2 separate regions of the Homo sapiens genome follow, and region 1 is linked to region 2. A link is a contact called in ENCODE Hi-C or POLR2A ChIA-PET data. All regions are on one chromosome and are shown on one strand. The core of a region is the stretch at or near the end of the contact, and the rest is flanking DNA. Distances in the headings are between cores, read along the strand shown. Region 1 overlaps CDCP1 (CUB domain containing protein 1). Region 2 overlaps LIMD1 (LIM domain containing 1).

Region 1 (5,940 bases), core at 2,077-4,576, 530 kb before region 2:
TCCAAGTCCTAGAAAACTGTCAATGAGTTTGTCCTGCTCTGGACCTTCATGCAAATGGAAGCCTATAGTACTTTCTCTTTTGTAGCTGGCTGCTTCTGCTCAGCATGCTTGTGAGATTCACCCACGCTGCTGCATGGGTCAGTAGTTTCCTCCTTTTTATTGCTGAGTACTATTCCATTGACAGAATAGGCCATGATTTATTTATCCATGCACCTGCTGAATGACATCTGAGTCCTCTTCAGTGTTGGACGAGCCATGTGCTATAATTTTACCATAACTGCTAGCCTGCACAAGACTGGATGTACTTCTGCCAGCTGCCATGAGTGAGCATGCTGTATTCCCACAGCTCAGCAGCTGTATGTGATCACACATTTGGATTTCTGTCACCCTTTTCTTGTGCCTCTCTCTCCATTCTACACTCTGCTCCAACCCCACTGGCCAGCTGCTCCTTACATAGTATGGAAATTGATCTCCCAACCTTATATGAACTGTAAATATTTTCCCCAGTTTATCGTTTGCCTTTTGACCTCACTTAGAATGGTTTTTCAGGTATGAACTTTACCCTCTTTGGGCCTCTGTTCCTTCATTGTAAAATGAAGGGGTGGGGCTAGAATAACTCTACACTCCCTGCCAGCTCTGAGTCTATGACTATTACCTGAGTAAGTAGGAAGCGACTTTGTAACTGGAAGAATTCCCAACTACTGCTCAGAAATGACATATCTCTCTGGGCACCAGGGCACTGCCATGGCCAGTTTTATGACTGCAAGAGTGCTTAGATTTCCATTTTTGGGGCAAAACTTCTTGTCTTTCTGGCTTCTGCGTGTAACCCTCTCCACCTTAGTCACTGTGTTCAGGCCAGTCTTGCCTTCTTTCTTGAACACACCAACCTCTTTCCCACCTCAGGGCCTTTGCACATGCTGGTCCTGACACCAAAAGTGCTTTCTCTAGAAAAAGCTGGCTCCTTGTTGTCATTCCGGTCTCAGCACAAAGGTCACATTTTCAGAGTGGCCTTCCCTGACCAGCCCACCTAAAGTGCTCCCCTCCCCCCACCACTTCAGTCCTCCTGAACCCTGCGCTTGATGTCCGTGAGCTCCTACAGGAGGCAGCAGGAACTTGCCCGTATTTTTTAGTGGTAGCCCCACGACCAAGGCAGTGCCTGATCCCCACGAGGAGACAAAACGTTTTAAGCCCCAAAACAACTCCATATAAAACTATTAGTCCCTGTGTGCTTGTCTTCACCGCATTTAATTTCTCATAGACATACTACCATTCCCATATTTTACTTTCGGCTAATAAATCCTGGCAAGAACAAGGGACTATGCATCTTTTAATTAATAGCTTGAGAGAGAATATATTCTCAGGGGCAGAAGTTTTATTTGCTCAAATGCTTGGTCTTCAAGCAGTGTGGCCATTTAGAATCTTCTGAGGCTGAGGAGTTCCTCAAGATGTCAGATTAAAAATGAATCCAGATCTATGTTCAGAAACCCAGTTGCCAGGTTTATATCTGAGCTGTATATTACAACTCTTGTGTTCTTTTTCTGTAATCATGAAAACGTCTAACTGTGTTATTTGTAAAAAAAATTCTTGGAGCCCTCAGTCTCTCCAAGTTGGGCTAATTCACCAGCAAGTGAAGCTGAGTCCAATCTGAGGCTACAGCCCATCTAGCTATGTTACCAATTTCTTTCTTATTCCCATTTCCCCTTCTGTCAGCTTTTTTATCCTTTATTTAAAAATTCCTGCCCCTATGATCATTATTTTAAATCAGTGCTAGACGCTAAGCAGAGCTGCATTGCCTAAGGCTAGAGATGGGGAGAGGGAATGGAGTACCAGGGGGCAAAGCAGACCGTGCAGGGTGAGGGGACTGTTTTGTATCTTGACGATAGCAGTGATTACACCTTGTATACAAATGCCAAAATTCATCAAACTGTACACTTAAAATTGATGATGTTTATTTTATGTAAGCTATACCTTAATAAAAAGAAAAAGTGTTCAAAAGATCATGTTTTCACACAAAGTAGGCATGTAATAAATTAATAAAAGAATAATCATTACCACAGTTAAAATATGGTTTAATAATATTTTGGGGGAAGCCTAGGTATATGTAATATTTTAAATCTCTTTAACTTAGATTCAGAGAAGACCAAAGCTGATCTCACCAAAATCTCTCCACTCAGTTCTTCTCTGTTGTTTGGCCAGGTTAGTACCCAAAATAATTCTGGGTATATGGCAAGGTATTCTTTTATAATGACAGTCAAAGAAAAATGTATAATCTGTATTTTTTTTTTTTTTTTTGAGACGGAATCTCACTCTGTTGCCCAGGCTGGAGTGCGGTGGCGCAACCTCGGCTCACTGCAACCTCCGCCTCCTGGGCTCAAGCTATTCTCCTGCCTCAGCCTCCCGAGTAGCTGGGACTAAAGGCATGTGCCACCACGCTCAGCTAATTTTTGTATTTTTAGTAGAGCTGGGGTTTCACCATGTTGGCCAAGCTGGTCTTGAACTCCTGACCTCAGGTGATCCACCCACCTCAGCCTCCCAAAGTGCTGGGATTACAGGCGTGAGCCATTGTGCCCAGCCAGAAAAATGTATAATCTCTTTTAGAAATTTTTTTTTGAGACAGAGTTTCCCTCTGTTGCCCAGGCCGGAGTGCAATGGCGTGATCTTGGCAACCTCTGCCTTTGGGACTCAAGTGATTCTCGTGCCTCAGTCTCCCGAGTAGCTGGGACTACAGGTGTGCCACCACGCCTGGCTAATTTTTGTATTTTGTAGTAAAGAGGGGGTTTCACCATGTTGGCTGGGCTGGTCTTGAACTCCTGGCCTCAAGTGATTTGCCCACCTCGGCCTCCCAAAGTGCTGGGATTACAGGTGTGAGCCACTGCACCTGGCCTAGAAATTCATTTTTTAAAGAATTTTGGAAATGATGTATTCATTCGACAAACATTTTCTGGGTTCATAATCTATTCTAGGGACACACTTGGTGCAAATGACTTAATGATAAAAACAGCCAGAGTCCCTGCCCTTAGGGAATTAATAGCCTAGACTAAGGGCCTACAAATGGTCTGTGATAAAGTTCTAAGCCCTAGTAGGTATAACAAGGGCTCTGGGAATCTGTACTGGTCTATGCTGAGACGTAGGGATTTTTTTTTTTTTGGTCCATGGTGAGAAGTAGGGATTCGCTTTTACTTTTTTTTCCATATGGAGAGCCCATTGTTCCAACTCTAAGCGTTGAATATACCAGTCCTTCCTTCATGAATTACTAATGCTACTTCTGTTGTTTCTATTTTTTATTTATGGTCTTTCACACAAACTCATTTTGCAATCAAGGAAGATGAAACCTTACGAGGGTTAAATGACTCACTCCTGGTAGATGTTTAACGTCTTAATATGTTTCTTTGCCCTGGCTGAGATGATCAACCCAGCACGTTCTACTGTCCAGCTGTAGTTTGTAACTATTCTTTGGTATACCAGACCAGAGAATTTGGGCTTGAGTAATCCCCCACCTGGTGTCCAGCTCATAGTTCAGAGGAAACAACTAAGCTAAAGACACATGATAGGCAAAGCTGAATTTAGCTACCTTTCCAACAGGAGGAGATGACTTATATTATAGGCTCTTTTCTAGGGTCACAGCCAAGGACACATCACTCACATGGCTGTCATTTTTAATGATCCCCCTCATCCTAACTGATAAATAAGTTAGCTAGAAGGGGTGAACAGGAGCAAGAAGATAATGATTCAACACCTTGTACATACTTGAAATGTGGACTCTCTCCTGACCCCCACCAATTCTGCCACTCTGGAGGCATTTATTTCGCTGCAATAAAAACAGTGGTAAAATCCCCACTGCTTAAGTAGAGTAACTTGTCAGCTCATTTGATCACAAATGCTTGGATCACATCTCTTTCTTTTGCCTCCCCAGGAATTTGGTATTTCATTGGTCTAATATTTCAGAAAATCATTACCCAGGTTCAGAGAAACTTAGAAATGCTCCAGATTCTGGTGTGACTTTGAGGCTTTATGGGCTGAAAGGCATCCAAGCTTTCACTAGAGCAGTGCATGGGCTCCTGGGCTTAGGGCATTTGGAAAAGCTTACAAGGCACAGGCTTGGGCTCCTGAGTCACACACAGCTCTTTTCTTCAGCTCTCCTGCCTCCTGACCTCTCCTTATTAGGACACCTTTGTGAGCATCTGCCTCACCAGCTCCTTCCTGGGCAGGCAGGGTTGGGGGAAGAATTTCCATTTGTTTTAATCATCATTCATGATTCACCATTCATTAATCACCATATCACACATCCCTGTTATTTCTTCTCCCTGCCATCCTATTTCTTTGCAATTCTCGATTCTAGTAAGGGAAACTAATGTAGGGGAGGGAATTCCAGGTGATAAACACCGGAAGTCATTTTTCTCCCAGATCTGTCAAATACAGTTTAAAAGACTGGCAAAATAACTGGCAACCCGTCTAAAATTTGTAGACGAATTGGAACAAGTTGCCTCAATTCTGGGTGTGGTTGCCTGTGGGACTCGGCTCTCATTCACCTTCTCTGTCCAAGGAAGATGGACTGAGCAGCTCCCAGCCAGGGCTGGGCTCAGCCTAGGCACCAGGAGATACATATTAAGATGCATGGTGCCCTGGAGGAGTGCCCAGGATGCCAAGGGAGGCAGACTCAGAAACCAAGAAGTTTGTGGCTGCTCAGTCACGGCTTGCATGTGAGTCAGGTTCCACTTATGGCCAAAATAGCCCTGTCCTCTCTTAGGAAGAGGTCACATTGCAGACCAACATTCCATTCTCAACAAGTCCAGCAGCTGGTGTTTCCTCCATCCATGGAGCAGATCCCTGCTTTTCAGACTGAGCATCAGATAAGTCGTGATATGCTTTTAGGGGCCAGGTTTGCAAAATACGTTTCATTAAATTGTGGATGTGCACACCATGGGAGCCCCAGGATGTCCAGCAGATTGGCAAGTTTATACCCTACCTCATATCCACCCCAAGGGGACACACACACCATTGCAATGATTTCTCCCAACCTTTATTCCCTGCAGGGAGCGAGTGTTGAATTCACACACATTGAATGAACATTTGCCTGTCTGTTCATTAGACCCAAATAGTAATTTTAGGACACCAGGGAACTTCAAGGTACTCTGAAGACATTGAGGGTCTGCTATCAACCATCTGGGGGTGGTGGTCAAGGAGGGCTTCACAGAAGGCGTATGACTTAAGATGGGTCTAAAAGAATGGATATGAGTGTGCCAACCAGGAACTGTGAGATGACTGTCAGGAAGGACAGATGGAAGGAATAGCAGGTGCAAAGATGCCAAGATATGAAAATCATGGCTTCCTTGGAGCCACTCTGGGGAGTTTGATTTGGCCAGAGTTTTGTTTGGGTGGGTAGAGGAGGCTGGAGAAGTGGGAAAGGGCTTGGTTGTTGGCCACGGAGTTTGGGCTTCACCCACTGGGACCAGCACACCTTAGCAGCTTGGTGTGGTGGTGAAGAGTACAGATTCTAGAATCAAACTGTCTAGGGTCAATTCCCGGCACTACCACTCACCCAGATGTGCTTCCTTGGGCAAATTCCTTAGCTTCTTGGTGCCTCACTTTCCTCATCTGCAAACAGGATAATAATGAAATTCCTGTAAGGCCTAAATGAGTTAATACCTACAAAGTGCTTAGAATGGTGCCAGGTAGTCAATCAATATTGGCTGTTAGTATTGTTGATATTATCAATGATAGCATATTACAACTACTACTAGCAGCGATGGGGCACCATTGAAGGGTGCTAAGCAGACAACTATAGCAGCAGTTTGGCTCTGAGTCTAAAGCCTACAGTCCTGGCTGGCTGGGTGGGGACTACGTAAGGCAGGCAAAGCACTGAAGAGGCAAACCTTAAGGAGGCACTCACTGTCAGGGCAGTGCCACTTAAGGAAGCAAGTATGAGTGCCTCCTTAAATT
Region 2 (6,229 bases), core at 3,458-5,957:
GAGCCACCATGCCCGGCCAGCCAATGTATTGTTTATCTCAGACATTTTGGTTTTCATCTCTAGCAGCTCAGTTTGAGCCTTTTAAATATTTTCCATGTTGCTACTTAACATTTCCAACATATTGAATATAGAAACAATAGCTTTTAATGTCCTTCTCTGCTAATTCTAATATCTGTGTCTGATCGGGGTTGATTTCCATAGATTGATTATTCTCTTCCCTGTGGGTTGTGCTTTCCTGCCTCTTTGCATGCCTGGGAATATTTGATTGGCTGCCAGACATTGTAAACTTTACCTTTTTGAGTCTTGGATATTTTGTATTCTTTCAATCTTCTGAGCATTGTTCTGGGATGCTGTTAAATTATTTAGGAACAGTGATTCTTTCTAGTCTTGCTTTTATGATTTATTAGATGAATTCAAAGCAGAGCTCAGTCTAGGGCTCTATTATTCCTCATTCTCAGGGCTGGTGGGAATAGGCACTGTTTCCAGCTTTTGTGGGTGCCAGGCACTGTTCTTGCGAATCCTGCAGATGTTTGTCCTCTGACTTTGGTTAGTTTCCTCACAGGCAAGAGCTGATCCATGCTCTGCTGAACACTTAACGGAGACCCTCTGCACATCTCTGGGTTGTCTCTGTGTGCAGTATTCTCATCTCTGATCCAGACGATAATAGCCTGGAATAGGGGAAATGGAAAACTAACTATAAGACAAAGACTTTGGAGTGGCACGTGAGAAGAGAATTGGAGCGTGAGGCAGCAGTGCTCAGAACATGGTCCTTGGCCAGCACCAGCAAAGGCCGAGAAAGAGATGAGAACGTTTAGAGACCTTCCTAAGAGTTTGACAGAGTGGCTTTGTGTCAGTTGAATTGGATAATAACTACAGTTGGGGCTTGGATTTTATGTTTCATTTTTCTATATTATTGTATTTTACAAGATAATAAGTCTGACAGATGGAAATTAAAAACAAAAGCCTCCCATACCTAGCCCTTTGCCACAGATAAACTGAGAAGGAAGGAGTGATGTAGGGGATTTGGATGAGGAGGGAGAGAGGGTGGTGGTTATGATTCTTAGCTCTGGTGGGTGTCATTTGAGGAAACGGAAGGTCAGGTAGGGATGCTGGCAACAGTCACACCAGATGCCTGGTATGAGGTGCACTGGGCTGCGTTCCCTACTGTGATCCCACTTTTATCCTTACCAGGGAACCTGAAGGGTTTGGGTGACAGCCAGGGTCTCATTTCAGGGAAGGGGCAAAGGCAAGGTTGGACCCCAAGCCTGAGTGCTTTTCCACTTTGCCCCTTTCTGCTGTGCTCCTTGGCTTACTGAGGCTTGGCAAGCCTGCAAAATCGAGGCTGGATCTCTCCTTCACTTGAGCCAAACCAAATTGATTTGTTTTTAGCAATATCTTTTAAGAGTTAACCTATTCTGGGGCTGGGTGTTGTGGCCTATGCCTCTAATCCTAGCACTTTGGGAGGCTGAGGTAGCCAGATCACCTGAGGTCAGGAATTCAAGACCAACCTGGCCAACATGGTGAAACCCCATCTCTACTAAAAATACAAAAATTACCTGGGAGTGATGGTGCATGCCTGTAGTCCCAGCTACTCAGGAGGCTGAGCCAGGAGGATGGCTTGAATCCAGAAGGCGGAGGTTGCTGTGAGCCAAGATTGCACCACTGCACTCCAGCCTGAGTGACGGAGCAAGACTGTCTCAAAAAAAAAAAAAAAAAAAGAAAAAGAAAAAAAAAAAAGAACCTATTCTAGAAAAGCTATTTGAAGAAGTAGATTGGTTAGAATTTTGTGCGATGATGCAGATATTCTAAAGCTTCCCTAGTCACAAGTGGCCATCAAGTACTCAAGATATACTTGTTCAAGCCCTGGCGCTAAATTTTTGATGTTATCTTAATTGATTTAAACTTACATAAATAACCACATGTGGCTAGTAGCCACCATGGACAGTACAGGTAGAAGTCACTAACTGGGACAGTACAATCAAAACAATCCAAGTGACTACTGATTTTTACTTTCTTTTCTCGGAAACTCTTCTCATTGTTGGGAAACCCTTGCATTTTTACTTCTCAGGGAGATATTTTGGAACTGAAATTTGTGGTGGAGTCTTACCGCCAAGGACCAGTTATGTTTCCAGAATAGGTTATAGCTTATTTCTATTTTATAGGGAAGGAAGAGTGGTGAGTATTATTGCACGTTTTAGTTTTGTCAGATTAAATGGCTGACCTCTCTTTGTGATGTCCTTAACTCTTGTTTCCTTTGTTAAACTACACCGGCTTTATCAGATGCATTTTTCTCTTTTAAACTGAGGATGGCTTGAAGGCAAATATAAAATACTCATTCACGGCCTGCAGGTGGCTCACACCTGTAATCCCAGCACTGTGGGAGGCTGAGGCAGGTGAATAGCTTGAACCCCGGAGTTTGAGACCAGCCTGGGCAACATGGTGAAACCCCGTCTCTACTAAAAATACACACAAAAAATTAGCCAGTCATGGTGGCATCCACGTGTGTTCCCAGCTACTCAAGGCTGAGGTGGGAGGATTGCTCTAGCCCAGGAGGAGATTGCACCACTGCACTCCAGCCTGGGTGACAGAGTAAGACCCTGTCTCAAAAAAAAAAAAAAAAAAAAAAGAAAAAAGAAAAAATTCATTCACTACATCTACAGGAAGTGTCTTTTTGGAGTGGATTCTCTGTGAGTCTGCACATTTATCAGTCAATTTTTTTTTTTTTTTTTAAGACATAGTCTCACTCTGTCACCCAGGCTGGAGTACAATGGTGCAATCTCAGCTCACTGCAACCTCTGCCACCCGGGTTCAAGTGATTCTCCTGCCTCAGCCTCCTGAGTAGCTGGGATTACAGGCTCACGCCACCAGGCCTGGCTAATTTTTGTATTTTTAGTAGAGATGGGGTTTCACCCTGTTGGCCAAGCTGGTGTCGAACTCCTGACCTCAAGTGATCTGCCTACCTCAGCCTCCCAAAGTGCTGGGATTATAGGCATGAGACACCACACTCGGCCTATCAGTCAATATTTTATAAACGGCTGATGTAAATAAAGAAAATAAAGAGCATTTTGACTACTGTCTTCTAAACTGTAAAAATGGTCTATTGAGTATATATTTAGTGTGACGATCATCAGCTATTTCCTAGTGGAGGGAATTCCTTTACTGGAAGCAGGACGATTCTGAAACTAGAATTATAAAGATGTAACACTGACACTCCCACCCCCAGTTTATGTTTGATGCTGATTATTCAGGGATGGTTTAGGTCTTAGCATTTTTGACCAAGATGAACAGCATCAAATGGAAGTGCCAGTTCAGAGACAAGCCTGAGGCATAGTCTGACTTGGTGGTTCTCAAAGTGTGGTCCCTGGACTAGCACCATCAGCATCACTAGGGAACTTAACTAGAAATGCAGAGTCTCGGGCCCCTTCCCACACTTACTAAGTCAGCAGTCTGTGTTTCAACAAACTCACCTGGTGGTTCTGAAGCATGCTAAGGTTTGAGAACCACCTAAGTTTTTGGTGTTTATCCCTCGGCTATTCCATTTTGTCCTCTGTCCTTATTAGCTCTGCCAAAGCCGCAGCAGCTCCCTAGTGTTACGTCTCTACGTATGAGCCGCCATAACAAGTCAGTGAGGACAGTGAAATTTGCCTCTTCAAGGGAGCAGAAGGAAGTTTAATTGGGAATGCCAGGAAATCCATCTACTTCCCTGGAAGGACTGAACGTTTATACCGCCCCCTCACAAATCCTTATGTTGAATCTCTAATCCCAACATGATGGTATTTGGAGGTGGAGTCTTTGGGAGGTGATTAAGTTATGAGAGTGGATACTTCCTGAATGGGATTAGTGTCCTTATAAGAAGAGCTCAGAGATGTAGTTAGTTCCCTTTCCACCATGTGAGAAAACAGCAGGAAGACAGCCATCTGTAAATCAGGAACTGGATCCTCACCAAGAACCTGACCCTACTAGCACCCTGATGTTGGACTTCCAACCTCCAGAGCTGTGAGAAATAAATGTCTATTGTTTAAGCTACTCACTTTATGGTATTTTGTTCTAACAGCCTAAAATGACTAAGACATTCCCCTTAGTCTGAGAGATATTCCTTTTGGAACAGAAAACAAGAGAGACAGTATAGTGTGGTGGAAAGAGTGTTGACTTTGCACAAGAGAGACCTGGGTTCGAATCTCAACTTTTCTATTTAACTTTTAGCTACATAGGTGAATTTAACCTCTTTAGCTTTTGTTTCTCCATCAGAAAAAAAAAAAAAAGCATCAGTAACTCAACCGTAATATAGTAAGTGAGTTTCCTTTTTCTTTTTCTTTCTTTTTTTTTTTGAGACGGAGTCTCACTCTGTCGCCAGGCTGGAGTGCAGTGGTGCAATCTCGGCTCACTGCAACCTCGGCCTCCCGGGTTCAAGCGATTCTCCTGCCTCAGCTTCCTGAGTAGCTGGGATTACAGGCACGCACCACCACACCCAGCTGGTTTTTGTATTTTTAGTAGGGACGGGGTTTCACCATGTTGGCCAGGATGGTCTTGGTCTCCTGACCTCATGATCCGCCCACCTTGGCCTCCCAAAGTGCTGAGATTACAGGCGTGAGCCACCACGCCCAGCCGACAAGTGAGTTTCAACTGCCCAAACGTCAGGGCACATTATTGCAAGATTAATGAAATGACTCAAGCAGGCCTCCAGGGCTGGCTGGCTTGGGGTAAATTGTGCTGCTTCAACCTGTCCTTGTCCTGGCTGTGGTTTGGCACCACCTAGTGGCGGTTGGGTGCTCTAGCTTAAATGTCAATAAGGAGGATTCTGGATCCTGCTCTTGATTGGAACTTTCAGGACAGTGGCAGTGATTCCAGGAATTTTCAGGTTAGTTGGCGTCTGTTTCATTGGCCAAATCTGGGGTGATTCAGCCTGGAGAATACCTTTTCTGCCTCCCTGCTTCTCAGCACCAGGTTGCTTGCTGTTTCCTACCTGGCCTCAGCCTCCTCTCAGCAACCCCCTTTCTCCAAAGATACAAACTTTAGCCTGTCTCCAAGTGGAAGGTTACCTATCAAGTTACATCTAAATGCCTGTCATCACAAGGAGTTTTTACGGAGCTGTTCATGACACTTAAGTGAGACATGAGGCAAGTAAAAGGCCCAGTACCTAGAAAGTGTTTGAATGAAAATTCCCTTTTCCGGCCAGATATGGTAACTCACACCTGTAATCTCAACGCTTTGGGAGGCCAAGGCGGGAGGATTGCTGAGACCAGGAGTTCGAGGCTGCAGTGAGCTATGATTGTACCACTGCACTCCAGCCTGGGCAACAGAGCAAGACGCTGTCTCAAAAAAAAAAAAAAAAAAAAGGAAAAAGAAAGAAAGGCCTGTCCCATTTCCTGGCAGAAGAGAGAAACTGGATTCTGCATATAGGTGTGCATCCAACAAGCATTAAATACTGCTGCATGGCCTCATGGTGCAGTGGAACAAGCACAGTCTTCACAGTCAGACAAATCTGGGTTCCCATCCTGCCCACTTACTACCTGGGTAAGCCTCAATTTCCTTACTTATGAAATGAAAACGATAATGTGTAATTCATAAGTATCATATTTTTACTCCAGAAAGTTAGGAGTAATCCTTGGGTGTGATTTCAAGTGATTCCCAAAAATAATCAATTCCTGTATCCTTGTACTGCTCCATGACATTGACATGTGATGTGTTTTATTTCTGCCCGACTCTTTACTGAACCCTTTCTACGCTCACTGAAACCTGGAGTAGGTGATGGCTTTGAGTAGGAAATGACTTTGTGAGTTTCTTCCGTAAAAGGCATGTGACAGTACAGGGTCAGAAGGTGGAGTGATGCAGTAACCTGTGTGGCAAAGTTTTCAAGCATTTAAAAATATATGTGAAAGCCCTAAACATAGTACTTAGACCACAGAAGACAATCAGTAGATGTTAGGCTTTTCTCCCACTCAGAATACAAACAAATATATTTTGATACACTATCCAGTTTCTAACCTCAGGTGGTCTTTCAAAACCGAAGTGAAAAATGAAGTGTGAGTTCTTCAGAGCAAACTAAGCCCCACCCTCTTAGGTCAGTGGGGGAGTCTCAGTTTTTTAAAATTTGGAATAAAGGAAAATCAGACGTAGTCCCCCAACCCCCTGTACTGGCCTCCTGTGTCCGGACATGGGAATTCTCAGCTGTGGGAACTGGCAGCAAGAGGACTTATCTAGCCAGCTGGGCAATTTTTTAAATGATCAG

Evidence for each region. Hi-C counts contacts between places; a loop is a spot of excess contacts on that map. ChIA-PET counts read pairs that join two places held with the same protein, here RNA polymerase II (POLR2A). Pooled maps may share reads with other maps.
Region 1: a map with no recorded cell type shows a loop between it and region 2 (4-fold over the local background). The contact joins two enhancer-like sites. A Hi-C loop is called at or near these places in 1 of 37 single-sample maps with no recorded cell type and 5 of 50 pooled maps. POLR2A ChIA-PET finds 5 or more read pairs at or near these places in 3 of 52 experiments (GM12878, WTC11 and naive thymus-derived CD4-positive, alpha-beta T cell).

The regions. Positions count from the first base shown.
Region 1 is chr3:45,119,870-45,125,809 of GRCh38, forward strand. The region is part of intron 1 of CDCP1 (CUB domain containing protein 1); the gene reads right to left. Among named protein-coding and RNA genes, the nearest start is that of CDCP1, 24 kb to the right of the region's middle. RefSeq lists enhancers at 4,108-4,609, 4,610-5,109. Within about 2 kb of position 3,327, at least 10 of the 41 ENCODE cell types and tissues checked have a DNase peak (open chromatin) inside an H3K27ac peak, as active enhancers do.
Region 2 is chr3:45,652,209-45,658,437 of GRCh38, forward strand. The region is part of intron 2 of LIMD1 (LIM domain containing 1); the gene reads left to right. Among named protein-coding and RNA genes, the nearest start is that of LIMD1-AS1, 34 kb to the right of the region's middle. Within about 2 kb of position 4,708, at least 8 of the 41 ENCODE cell types and tissues checked have a DNase peak (open chromatin) inside an H3K27ac peak, as active enhancers do.